2 separate regions of the Homo sapiens genome follow, and region 2 is linked to region 1. Evidence: chromatin loops called from intact Hi-C (ENCODE). Cell type or tissue: breast epithelium. All regions are shown on one strand. Links, peaks and the distances in the headings refer to the core of each region. The heading gives the core; the rest is flanking DNA. Region 1 overlaps PIBF1 (progesterone immunomodulatory binding factor 1). Region 2 has its middle 180 kb from the start of KLF5.

Region 1 (7,290 bases), core at 1,321-6,320:
TGGGACTACAGGCCTGCACCACCACACCCAGCTAATTTTTGTATTTTTTGGTAGAGATAGGGTTTCACCATGTTGGCCAGGCTGGAGTTTTTGTATTTTTGGTAGAGACAGGGTTTCACCAGGTTGGCCAGGGTGGTCTCGAACTCCTGAGCTCAAGCAATCCTCCTGCCTTGGCCTCCCAAAGTGCTGGGATTACAGCCGTGAGCCACTGTGCCTGGACAGTTGACTACTGTTTTTTTAAACTGTGATCTGTGGTGCTAATGCCATGACAAAATTAAATGCAAACATGGGCAATGACATCATAGTGATAGTACTCTATTATAAATTATTCATTCAGATGAACCATCATATGCATCTGTTAATTTCTGAGGTCATTAAAAAAATTAAATCATAAAGTTAAAAATTATCAAAAAGAACTCTTAGATACTCCAAAACATATCTGTGGAATCTGGCTTAGAAACACTATGCAGATCAAGAGAACGAAGTTATCATGGTATCTCTGGATTTAAACCAAAGTATTTGGTAAGGTCCCTCCTGAGTTTTCCCGTGCCATCATGTAGTGATACATCCTTTTGGCCACTGGGTTCAAAATTTCATCTCAAAACCCAATAAGCCCCTCAAAACTTGCCCCTAAAATTTACAAGTTCCTAGATTTACTAAAGATTATACACACAGTAGCAAAGGGAAAAAAAAGTCTTATGACTCTTTAAAAGATTATGTCTCTTCATACAGCATGTATAAAACAATCAGCTAAATGAAACTTCTTCCCAATTATGTCGTACTTAAAATTGCATTCATTTTAGCTTTCCCATGAATTTTTTTTCCCTCATGCACTTTTATCGTAAGCCATTTGTATTATTTGTAAAAACTTAACAGGTTTGTGAAGGAGCAATTTTTTAGAGGTTTTAGAGGTATAGGCAAGAGAGGGATTTTAGTAAGTCCAAGTTGTAACGTAATAGTGTATGACTTCAATTATATTCTTGAATATGTTAAATATATTAAAACATATTAACTTTATATTGGCGGCAAGAAATGGCATTAATATATACATTTCTCTCTCTTTTTTTTTTTTTTGAGACGGAGTTTTGTTCTGTCACCCAGGCTAGAGAGCAACGGCGCGATCTCCGCTCACTGCAACCTCCACCTCCTGGGTTCAAGTGATTCTCCTGCCTCAGCCTCCCAAGTAGCTGGGATTACAGGTGCCTACCACCACACCCAGCTGATTTTTGTATTTTTAGTAGAGATGGGGTTTCCCGATGTTCAGGTCTTGAACTCCTGACCTCAGGTGATCCATCCACATTGGGCTCCCAGAGTGCTGGTATTATAGCAGTGAGTCATGGTGCCCAGCCAATATATAAATTTCAAATCAGGAAATGTAATTAAAAATTCAAAGTTATTTTTAAATCTCAATTAATAAGTTAACAAAAATAGCTTAAAAAATGATTTGTGGTCAGTGTCCATGAACCCGCCACATTAGAATCTTGGGTTGTTTATTAAAAATTGAGGTTCTGGCTGGGTGCGGTGGCTCACGCCTATAATCCCAGCACTTTGGGAAGCCAAGGTGGGCAGATCACGAGGTCAGGAGATCAAGACCATCCTGGCTAACACAGTGAAACCCTGTCTCTACTAAAAAGATATACAAAAAATTAGCCGGGAGTGGCAGCGTGCACCTGTAGTCCCAGCTACTCGGGAGGCTGAGGCAGGAGAATGGTGTGAACCTGGGGGGCGGAGCTTGCAGTAAGCCTATATTGTGCCAAGGCACTCCAGCCTGGGCAACAGAACGAGACTCCGTCTCAAAAAAAAAAAAAAAAATTGAGGTTCTTAGTTCCACCTCAGACCAAAATAGAACCCATGCAGGTGGCTATGAATCTAAATTTTAAGCAATGCTTATACATTTTAAATTTAATATAAAGAGGCAAATCTATCACTGTTTACTAATTTGTTAAGCATTCTAGGATAATTATAACTGATGGGTATCATCATAAATATGTACCTTACAAAGAAACTTTAAGCTCATCACTTGGATAAGATAAAAAGAAATCTCAGAAAACAGTTAACACTCCCTAAAATATAAAAACTTTAATAAACAAATATGTTTCATCAATGAAATAACTCATTTTCATACAAATAAAATTAACTGAATTACTTACATATGAATACTTAAGATGAACCTCAAGATAATCTTGCAGAATTTTTTAAAGAATGTAACTATGTTTCTAAACAAGGAAGTACTCTTGACAAAATTCTTCTTGCTTCCTAGTTACCAAAGTTCTCATAAGAGAAAAATATTTCACCATTTCCTCATGAAATTTAATAGTTTTATTAAGTGCAGATTCACTAATGCCTTACACTGTATCTCTAACATCACATCCTTTTGATATGAAAAAGCATGCTGAACTAACTCTATAATAGCAAAACAGCAACATATAGCTGAGTTGCATGTGATCAACCAAAATTTTGACCTGCTAATAGAGAAAATTCATAAATAGGAAATAAAGTTATCTATAAGCACTTTTATAAACATAAAGTACCATACACAAGATCATATACATAATGTAACTCAAAATAAGCCAGAATTAGACTACATTACTGACACTTTTAAATAAACTCCGGACTTGAAGTAAAAGATGAGCCCTATTTTCCAGTGTTATAATAGTATCTAGATGTTATTTGCAAATAACTAAAGATCTGGAAAAAATTACAAAAGGAAATCCCAGAAATCCACTAAAACTGCCACTTCAGAAAGAGTAATTTCCTTTTAAAGGTCAAGAATCACATTCTGGCCAAGCGCAGTGGCTCATGCCTGTAATTCCAGCACTTAGAGAGGCCAGGGCAGGCAGATCGCTTGAGGTCAGGAGTTCGAGACCAGCCTGATCAACATGGTGAAACCCCTCTCTACTAAAAATACAAAAATTAGCCAGGCATGGTGGCGCATGCCTGTACTCCCGGCTACTCGGGAGGCTGAGGCAGGAGAATTGCTTGAACCCAGGAGGCAGAGGTTGCAGTGAGCCAAAATCATGCCATTGCACTCCAGCCTGGGCAAGAGCAAAACTCCATCTCCAAAAAAAAAAAAAAAAAAACCAAAAAAAAACCTTCTATTAAATTTCTTAAACAGTTTTAATCTCATACAAACAAAAGCAGAGTCAAATTAACTGTGTAATTGTGTGGCTTTAATGATTTCATGTGGCTTTAACAGAATTTAAAACCCTGAATGTTTTTGGTTTTAACAGAATTAAAAATTCTCAATATTTCTGGTAGGCATAATTATGAAATTAGTGCAATAACTGAGACATCTCTGAATACATATTATGGAACACAAATTTTTGTTTTGATACTCCATTCTCCAAGTTCTAAATATATTAAATTTTACTAGAAAAAGATACTATGTGATTGATTGCAGGCATTTTATATGAAATAATGAATATAAATGAAAATAAGGTAACTAAATGTAAAGCTTTGGGTCTCTAGCTCAAAAATAATCACATTTTCCAAATAGCCCCCAACAGGTTTAATTAAAAAAAAAAAAAAAAAAAAAAAGGGACATATACTGCCCCCAAGTGGTGAAAAAAATTAAGACCATTTTGGATAAGAAAGATCCATAAAGTAAAACGGAAAGACTGAGAGTAATTTTATTTTCTCCAGATTCATGAACTCTCTGTAGAGAATAAACTTTTTAAGTAAAATGGAAAATTTGTTTTCTTAATTGCTGGTCTCAAAACTCAGAGATATGCCTAACAAATACCTTAGTTTCTCTTAGTAAACCACTATGGAGTTGTCATTATTGCTATCATTTTCAGCATTTAGGTGAGTTTCCTGGTATTTTTTGTTTTTGTTTAGTAGCCCTTAGCCTGAGGCCAGTCCCATTCTGTGCCAGGTTGGATGGATCAAGGTGCATGAGAAAATCTTTGGTATTTATGGGAACTGCAGCTGCTCTAAATGAGGAGGAAATTTCAGAGATAGCCAGAGAGGGGAAACTGAATTCTCTGGGTAATTTCTGCTTAAGTATCTGGCTACCCTCTAAACAACATATGTGTAGGACAGACTCTGAGCAGCCCCAATAATACCAAAAAAAATTGAACTGAAATTTGAACACCTGCCCAATAGACAGAGTATGCTGTTTGAGTACAACCAAGTAATTTCCTGCTAAAACAAGAACATCACCACCGTTTAGAGGTACATAAAATGCAGAGTCTCAACAACATAATACTCACAATGTTCTCATCTACACTTACTCGATGGTCTAAACAATTTTAAGTTACTTGACATCTGAAGAAAGAGGAACATGTGACCCATTTCTAAAAGAAAAGACAATCAACAGAGATCAACTCCAAGGTGACCCAGTGTTTGGAATTAGCAGACAAGAATTTTAAAGCTCCTATTTTAACAATTCTCAGTGGTGTAAAGGAAAATATGTTCATAATAAGTAAACAAATAGAGAAATAAAAGCTATAATAAATAACCAAACTGAAATTCTAGAAGTAAAAAATTCCACACTTAAGTACTTACTCAAGAGAAAAAACATGTCCACACAAAAAACCATACTCAAATGTTCTCAGAGCTTTGTTTGTAAAGTCTCTGAATCGGAAATAACTCAAATGCCCATTAAATGGTAAATAACTAGAGCCATTCAATGTAATACCACTCAGTAATGAAAAGGAAGAAATTACTGACAAATGGAAAAAAAAGTTCAGCATTTTCCCATAAAATTAAATGTGACTGGCAGATGGATAGATGGAGAGGTATTTGATAAGACAAATACAATAAAAATGTTAATGGCAGAAATTTACTGATAAATATACTGGTGTCATTGTGAAATTCAAGTTACGTTTGAAAATTTCTATAATAAAATGGCAAAAAATTACACTCTGGGGCAGGTGATCAATTTTGAACATGCTAATTTTGGGAATATAAGCTGATTGATAGTTATTAAAAAGAAAACACATTCATTTATAATCAGTCCACTTACCTTTTGAGACCTTCCTCCAATCTGCCCTACTAGTTTGGTGTTCCACTGCTCAGAAAAACTTTACTGTCTACAAACTTGAGATTATACTTTGTGCTTCCTCATCAATAAATGTATTAAATTTTTTTTTTTGAGACAAACTCTTGCTCTGTTGCCCAGGTTGGAGTGCAGTGGCACAATCTTGGCTCACTACAACCTCCACCTCTCAGGTTCAAGCGATTCTCCTGCCTCAGCCTCCTGAGTAGCTGGGACTACATGTGTTTGCCACCACACCTGACTAATTTATGTATTTTTAATAGAGACGGAGTTTTGCCATATTAACCAGGCTGGTCTCAAACTCTTGACATCAGGTGATCTGCCCACCTCGACCTCTCAAAGTGCTGAGATTACAGGCGAGAGCCACTGTGCCCAGCCCAATAAATGTATTAAAATGTTAAATAATGAATAAGATTGGATTTAACAGTTGTATCTGAAGAATACTTCTATTTTTGTTTTTCATTTAGTTCTTTTTATTCCTTTTTTTTTTTTGGCTCTTATCCTTCACCTACTAAAGAGAAAACAATTTCCTGAGAATTCATGATAACACTTCTTACAAAGTCTGCCCATTTCTCCCAAGAGGTAGAAGCAATTCAGGTATCTATTTATAGATGAATGGATAAAGCAAATGTGGTATATACACACAATGGAATATTATGTAACCTTAAAATAGAAAAAAAAAAAAGCGTAAATTAGTTCAACCTGACTGTGAAAGACAATTGTGGAAGACAGTGTGGTGATTCCTCAAGGATCTAGAACTAGAAATACCATCTGACCCAGCAATTCCATTACTGGGTATATACCCAAAGGATTATAAATCATGCTACTATAAAAACATGCACACATGTTTATTGTGGCACTGTTCACAATAGCAAAGACTTGGAACCAACCCAAATGCCCATCAATGATAGACTAGATACTGTGGCACATATACACCATGGAATACTATGCAGCCATAAAAAAGGAAGAGTTAATGTCCTTTGCAGGGACATGGATGAAACTGGAAACCATCATTCTCCGCAAACCATCACAAGGACAGAAAACCAAACACCACATGTTTTCACTCATAAGTGGGAGGTGAACAATGAGAACACTTGGACCAGGGAGAGGAACATCACACACTGGGGCCTATCAGGGGGTGGGGGACTAGGGGAGGGATAGCATTAGGTGAAATACCTAATGTAGATACGGGTTGATGGGTGCAGCAAACCACCATGGCAGGAGTATACCTACGTAACACTACCTGCACGTTGTGCCTATGTACCCCAGAACTTAAAGTACAATAAAAAAAAAAAAGAAAATTCTGTCACATGCTACAACATGGATAAACCCTGAGGGCATTATGCTAATTGAAACCAATCACAAAGGGGCAAATACTGTAGGACTCTACTCATATGACGAATCTAAACTAATCAAAATCATAGAAACAAAGTTAAAAAATGGTTACCAATGACTGGGGGAGGGGAGAGGGAGAATCAGTGTCTAGTGGGTAGTTTTCAGTGTTGCAACATACAAAAGTACTAGAGATCTGTTGCACAATGTGAGTATTCTTTACTGAATTGTATACATGAAAATAAAGTCTTAAATTTAATGTTATGTTATTCACTGTAATTTTTTAAAAGCCTGCCAATTTTTAAAAGCTAGAATTTAAAACCTGTCAATGGCTTTTTGAAAGTCTATATAATTTGTTCTCTATTTTCTCTTTATATATATGTGAAATATAATTTGTCCATTTGTACCACTCTGTTGACCTTCCCCCATAAGGGGAAGTATTTAACTTGCCTAAGTATTCACTGATCCTAATCTTCATGCATTACACAAGCTCAGTAAGCATAAAAGAGTGCTTTATCAGTTTTAAGTGTGGAGGTCTTTAGTTTCTAGACTCAGGCAGGCAATTTACCAGCTTTCAAGCAATTACACCTACTTCAAGTGCTCTGTTTGATAGCAATATTATACATGTGCTGCAGTTTCAGGTTCATCCTTTAAGTCCCTTAAAATTCTTGGGTGAATACCATCTAGTCATGTTTTTTTCCCCAAAGCTTATATTGTATCCAACTTTAAAATTACATAAAGTCATTAATAAGACTAATGTTGTTTATCTTAAAATATCCAACCTTAAATAAGTATGAGTTGAAGAATAAAATATTTGTTGAATCACTTTATGAAGATCTTTTGAATAATGTCATATGAAAAATTTGGATCATGTCTTATTAAAAGTTAGTAACTTCAGGCCAGGTGTGGTGGCTCATACCTGTAATCCCAACACTTTGGGAGGTCAAGGCGGGCGGATG
Region 2 (7,290 bases), core at 2,291-7,290, 430 kb before region 1:
CCATCAGACAAATGATTTATATTTTGGCAGTGTTTGAAACCTACATACTTGTTGTTGTTGTTGTTAAATTCACGACTGTGCCTTGGCTTCATGAACACAGTAGTATATTATACCTTATCAAAATATAAAGATCATGTCTTCTGAAACGAAAGAAAAATTTCCAATATTATTCCTAAAAGAACAGAATAGAATTTGAAAAACAAGACAAATTGTAAGAAACAATTCAAAATACACTCCCAAATCACACTAAATGTAAAAAATCTGAAATGTCCAATTGAAAGACAAAGATTGTCTGATTGTTTATTTGTTTCTTTTAAAGATATGCATTCTTCACAAGAGACACATTTATAAAATATCCATAAGAATGGTCAAAAGTAAAAACTATGTAGACAAATACTAACCAAAAGAAAAGTAAAAAAAAAAAAAAAACTAGGGGCATAAAATTAACTTGACAAAATAGACTTTAAAGCAGAAAGCATTATTGAAGATAGAGAGTCTCTACTACATAATACTTTTTTAAACATTAAATTTACCAGTATGTTATAATTCTGTATTTGTGCACATCTAATATAACTTGGAAATTTATAAAGCAAAAATTAATAAACTGCAAAATTTGACATATTCATCATCATATAGTAAGAGCTTTCAACATACCTGTCTCCTTTATTGACAAATTAAGCAGACAAAAATTTAAAAAGAAATAGATTTTGGCTGGGTGTGGTGGCTCATGCCTGTAATCCTAGCAGTTTAGGAGGCTGAGGAAGAGTTTGAGACTAGCCAGAGCAACATGGTGAAACCTTGCATCTATAAAAAAATACAAAAATTAGCCAGGCATGGTGGCATGTGCCTGTAGTCCCAGCTACTCAGGAGGCTGAGGTGGAAAGATCCCCTGAGCCAGGGAGGTTGGGCCTGCGGTGAGCCATGATCGTGCCACTCCAGCCTGGGCAAAAAAGAAAGGCTCTGTCTCAAAAAAAAAAGAAAGAAAAAGAAATAGATTTCAATGACAAAATCAGTGAGCTTAAATTATAGACAAACATAGAACCCTGAACCAAACCATTAGAGAATAAATATTTTTCTGAAATACACATGAGAATTTTACAAAAATGAACCAAAAAACTATGTCCTAAAGCCAGTTTTAACATATTTCAGGGAATCAGTACAGAGGGGCCATGCTCTCAGATCACACTGTAATCAAGTTAGACATTAAACATAAAAATAAATAAGTTAAAAATCTAGGCCGGGCGCGGTGACTCATGCCTGTAATCCCAGCACTTTGGGAGGCTAAGGCGGACGGATTGCCTGAGCTCAGGAATTCCAGACCACCCTGGGCAACATGGTGAAACCCCGTCTCTACTAAAATACAAAAAATTAGCCGGGTGTGGTGGTGGGCGCCTGTAGTCCCAGCTACTTGGGAGGCTGAGGCAGGAGAATGGCGTGAGCCCCAGAGGCAGAGGTTTCAGGGAGATTTCGCCACTGCACCCTAGCTTGGGCTACAGAGTGAGACTCTGTCTCAAAAAAAAAAAAAAAAAAAAAAGTCTATGCAATTGGAAATTCAGGAACATACTCCCAAATAATTCATGAGATGCAGCAAACCCATATGGAAATTTCTAAAATACTTAGAACTGAAGAAGAATAAAAACGTTGTAATCAAAGCAAAAACTTGAAAAGAAATACATATCCTTAAAATATTTTCAATATATAGGAAGAAAGGAAAAAATAAAAGAACTTTTAAAAGTTTTGTACTAATTTGATAGAACACCAACAGGTTTGTTCATGACCCCGGGCTCCTTCCCCTGCCCTAGGCTTCCAGGAAGAACACTCCATCACCCAAGGAGACCCAGATCTAGCAACTGATGATGCACTACTATATCATTATGTGGCACCGAAACACTGCCTGGCCCCAAAGTCACACTCCAAAGGTTTCTTGGCTTGCACTCACTCCGGGAAAGAAGAAAAAAAAAAAAAGGAAAATTAGGAAGATTTGAAAAAAAAAAAAAAAACCACAACAATATGAATGGATAGAGAACTGGGAAATGATTTTTCTTTGATCCTTAACTGAACCATCATCAATCTCTACCACAGTAAACCACGCATAACCACCCAGTTTCTAATTACGGAGCTGGTAAAAATGTGATGAATTGTATGCCACATCAGCCATAACTAGACTCCTAACATTGCCTTGATGGCTTCGTCAGTTTAAGGTCCAGATTTGCTAAGCAGTGTGGCTTTAGAAAAATCACTTAAATTATGTCAGTTTCCTCATTTAAATGCCTCAAAAGTAAAATTACATTTCTCAAATATTTTATAGTGAGGAAGAGATGATAAAAATAATATAGCACAGGGTCTTTTGGCTACTGCTGGTAGTTATTATTTCATATGTAGTATCTGCCTAAGAGAGGAACCTTACAAAGGAAGTTTTTAGAAAGCACTTGACCTCGGCCTGGATTGAAGGTTTTTAGCATATCAGAAGGAGACATAGAATAAGACACTGGTCCGTCTTAAAGGGAAGAAAGAAGAATCATCGAGGCAAATGTCAACAGTGCCCAGAGAGCACTGTCCAGGATTTATCCTGTCTGGTAGTAATAGCTACACCACTCTGTCACGGACTGGACGAAGCAGGCCAGCAAACCACAGGCCTCCCCATCTGGGTGGCATTTTTCATAGGCAATCAGAAGGTGCCACCCTCTCGTCAACATTTGCCACAGTGTGGGAAAATCTAACAATAACAATCAGGACTTTCTATTGAGGCACCATGTCCAAGAAGACCCAGCTAAAATGTAAATGCTATTTGTGAAATATGTACAAGGTAAATAGTTTCGTTGCTGCTAATCTGAAAGAATGGGAAATACCATCATTGAGTTTTAAGGTGAGAGGTGGGAAGAATATCATATGGTGTAATGAGTTTGGGCGTCGGACCTGGGTTCAAATTTCTACTTCTCATTCTAGTTGTGTGACCATGGGCAAGTTACTTATGCATTTTGAGACTATTCTCTTACGTAAAAATTAGGAATAGGCTGGGCATGGTGGCTCATGCCTGTAATCCCAGCACTTTGGGAGGCAGAGGTGGGTGGATCGCTTGAGGCCAGGAGTTCGAGACCAGCCTGGCCAACATGGTGAAACCCCATCTCTACAAAAAATACAAAAATTAGCTGGGCATGGTGGCATGCGCCTGTATTTCCAGCTACTCGGGAGGTTGAGATGGGAGAATCGCTTGAACCCAGGAGGCAGAGGTTGCAATGAGCCAAGATTGCACCACTGCATTCCAGCCTGAGTGACAGAGTGAGAGCCTGTCTCAAAAAAAATAAAAATTAGGAATAAAACAGATTTACCTCTCAGCCAGGTGGAGTAGCCCACACACCCATAGACCCAACAACTATAGGAGACAGAGGCGGCAGGATTGTTCGAGCCCAAGAGTTTGAGCTCAGCCTGGACAACATAGCAAGACCCCATCTCTAAACAAAAAATCTACCTCTCAAGGTGAGGTAAGGTTTAATGAGTACTTGCACAGTGTAGAACCCACTATGCATTACATGAATGTCAGTAATTATTAACAAAAAGAAAAATAATCGATCTGGAGCAGGACAGGCTTGAATGAGGAGCCTCTGCAGGAGACATGGCATCCACTGAAAGCATCATAAGACTTGGGATATCTACTGAGGAGCAGACGAGAAGGCAGAGAATATGAAGAAAGAGTGGGACACAAAGGACTTATTTCTCCTCCTTGCCAGTACAGTCTCAGACCAGCGGGGAGAGAATGTTCTCCATTCAGAGTGAAGGCAGTTCAGGCCCAAGAGGATCTAGCCATGCAGCGTTGCTGGTTAAACCCCTGTTCAATGAGCCCAGGCCTGCCTTGAGTCTTGACTGCCAGTGAAAAGCAAATTGCTTCCTATTATATCCCTCATATTTCCCAGACAGCACCTACCTACTGAACACTGCACATAAATTCCAGATGAAAGCAGGGCATCGGTTTCCCAGCCATGTAACTTTCCCAAACACTGCACACACAGATTTATAGTCATGTTGGGCAGCCATGCAAAAGGTTGCATTATGTTCAGTAGTATTGCTTCTCATTTCAGGAGGATTTTGGTGGAGGAACTTTGAAGTGGGAGCTTGAATCATGCATCTGTAAATTCCTCATTTTCCACAGTTATTAAAACACCCGCCAGTGCCAGGGTATCCCATTGTTCATTCACTCCTTTGGCACGCCAGCATGGGGGTAGATGCCAGCCACACAACAGCCACAGAGACACAGACAAATAGTAGGTGAGGCGGGCCGGCGTCGTGGAGACGAGCGATTGCCTGCCAAAGGGACGCATGCTTGTGACCGGCCGCACCGTCGCTGCTTAGAAGTCTTTTAACTCCTTGTATGTGTTGAAAACTCCTTCAGAGCTATGCAACAAAATAAAAACAAAAATAAAACCATGGAAAGGAGCCAAGTTTATCAAGGGATGGCTTTCTGAATCCCATAAAGTTTCCATTTTAAATAATAATAAAAGCACTCATACATCCTAAGATCAGCAAACATTTTCTTATTGTTTCTCATCCACTCTCTTGGACCTGGCCACAGCCCATGGGTCAGGAAGATGGTTTCCGGTAGGGTCTCCTCAGGTGGTGGTGGGAAGACATATATATATAGTTTAGGAGATCAAGCCTGGCCACAGAAATATAAGTTAGAACCAGAACAACATGTTTGCTTTAATTGCGTCTTTTCTTTGCAGTATAAAGCACCTTATATAAAGTACTTTGTTCCCATGTACCCCAGATATCCACTAATAATTATCATTGTAATGCTTTAATGGTCATTTTCCTACCCAGAGAATTCAAAACTTTTCACCTAAATTATGTCCTTTTTCTTCAAAATATCCTCATAAAATAGCTAGAGGAAAGTTCTTACTATCTCATTCTAACATACAAATAAAATGAAGCCCAAACCTAGACATTTATAGAGAGCATAGCCAGAAACTAATAAAACTAATTTTTAGTTGTAGCTTGTGGAATCACTTTTATTATGCCCATACCTGCTAACTCACCCATAATCATCTTCTTTCAGTAACCTAACCAAGACAAACTGACTGCCCTGGCTTGAACCACAGAGGTGACTATGTGGAGGCAGCATTCCTTCCAGGAAGGGTCGGCAGACATGTTATCTGTCACCAAAATGTAGTTCTTAACGGAAAGATGGAGTAGTCTTTTAAAAAGCCAATCAAAACACGCCTGAATTGTCTAATACAGAGTTACCCAACATCATCATTATTGACATTCTGGATGATTTTTTAGGGTGGGGATCATCCGGTGTACTTTAGGATGTTTAGCAGAATCCTTGGCTTCTACCCACTAGATAGATGCCAGTAGCACCCTTTCAGTAGGACAATAAAAAAATGTCTCCAGACATAGCCAAACATTCCCTGGAAAGGGAGGAGGAGGTGGGCAAAACCATCTCCTGTTGAGAACTACTGGCCTAATCAATCCAAACAAGTAACAATTAAACACTACCCTCAGCCTGGTACTGTGACAGCCAGAGGCTAGAGGCTAATAAATAATATTGTTCTTGTCTTCATGAGACTGGAAGTGAAGGTGGAGTTTACATTCACAGAAAGGATGTGGGAGGTTAGGAGTGAAGAATCCAAATATGCCTAGGAATTTCCGAGACGGGAAAATCACAATGGATCAGAGCAGACTTCATGGAGGAGATGGGCTTTGAATTAGACCTTGAAAAACAGGTAGACTTTGAAAACATTCAAATATGGGAAAATTTCTGAAGGGAAAACATGATGAACAAGGATCTGAATGGCAAAAGAAGAACAGATAGTCTAAGCCGATGCTGGAGAGTTGTCTCCTTCTGATGGATCAATGTCAACAGTTTGTTAGTTGCACTGTTAGAAGATACAGAGGACAGGTTTTGGCCAGGCATGGTAGCTCACACTCGTAATCTCAGGCACTTTGGGAGGCCAAGGCAGGTGGATCACCTGAAGTTAGGAGTTCAAGACCAGCCTGGCCAACATTGCAAAACCCTGTCTCTACTAAGAATAAAAAAATTAGCCAGGCATGGTGGTGGGCACCTGTAATCCCAGCTACTTGGGAGGCTGAGGCAAGAGAATCGCTTGAACCTAGAAGGTGGAGGTTGCAGTGAGCTGAGATTGTGCCACTGCACTCCAGCCTCAGCAACAAGAGTGAAACTACATCTAAAAATAAATAAATAAATAAAATAAAATAGAAAATATATAGCCGGGCGCAGTGGCTCACGCTAGTAATCCTAGCACTTTGGGAGGCCAAGGCAGGTGGATTGCCTGAGCTCAGGAGTTCAAAACCAGCCTGGGCAATGAGGCAAAACCCTGTCTCTACTGAAAAAAATACAAAAAATTAGCCAGGTGTGGTGGCGGGTGCCTGCAATCTCAGCTACTCGGGAGGCTGAGGCACGAGAATTGCTTGAACCCAGGAGTCAGAGGTTGCAGTGAGCTGAGATCGCACCATTGCACTCCAGCCTGGGCAACAGAACGAGACTGTCTCTCAAAAAAAGAAGAAGATACAGAGGACAGGTTTTCATATTACTTGACGCAATGAAGCTAGAAGTAATAGTAAGTATGGTGGGTGGCAAAAATCAATCTCAAAAAAAATCTTAAGCACCTGGAGCAACGTTTTGAATTGAATAAAATGTTATTTCACTGAAACAAATGTTAAGGTCTGTGTTTGCATCCAAAACACCCACCTGAAGAAATGTAGTACGGCGGTAACAAGGCATAGCAAAAGCAAATGTGAAAAAAAATTTAGGGATTTCATCAATGGTATGTTTAATGGAAGTATATAAGTATAAAATATATAGTTTTATATATAGTCCCTGACACCCTAAAATATATAAAAAATATATAGTTTTATATATAGTCCCTGACACCCTAAAATACTGAGAATTCTACATTCCATTAATAGAAATACAATATCTGGGCTGACACAGTGGCTCACACCTGTAATCCCAGCACTTTGGGAGGCTGAAGCAGGAGGATCGCTTGGGCTCAGAAATTTGAGACCAAGCTGGGCAACACAGCAAGACTCCATCTCTACAAAAAAAAAAATTTAATTTGCCAGATGTGGTGGTGTGCACCTGTAGTCCTACAGGTGGGAAGGCTAAGGCAGGAGGATGCTTGAACCAGGGAGTTTAAGGCTACAGTGAGCTATGATTGCACCACTGCACTTCTGCCTAGATGACAGAGTGAGACTCTGTCAACTCTGTCAAAGAAAGAAAGAAAGAAAGGGAGAAAGGGAGAAAGAGAGAGAGAGGGAGGGAGGGAGGGAGGG

Evidence for each region. Peaks named below come from ENCODE experiments on the same cell type or tissue, not always from the same donor. Only the 100,000 strongest peaks of a DNase experiment are listed, where the experiment ranks them.
Region 2: it touches region 1 in a loop (7-fold over the local background); 1 of 110 quality-filtered maps calls a loop at or near these places.

Annotation. Positions count from the first base shown.
Region 1 is chr13:72,805,380-72,812,669 of GRCh38, reverse strand. All of the region lies in intron 5 of PIBF1 (progesterone immunomodulatory binding factor 1), which reads right to left. Among named protein-coding and RNA genes, the nearest start is that of PIBF1, 27 kb to the right of the region's middle. In breast epithelium, for the core only: a CTCF peak has its summit at 3,503; no DNase peak of the experiment used is centred there.
Region 2 is chr13:73,232,480-73,239,769 of GRCh38, reverse strand. No RefSeq gene overlaps it. Among named protein-coding and RNA genes, the nearest start is that of KLF5, 180 kb to the right of the region's middle. In breast epithelium, for the core only: no CTCF peak of the experiment used is centred there; a DNase peak (open chromatin) is centred at 4,229; H3K27ac peaks cover 285 bases.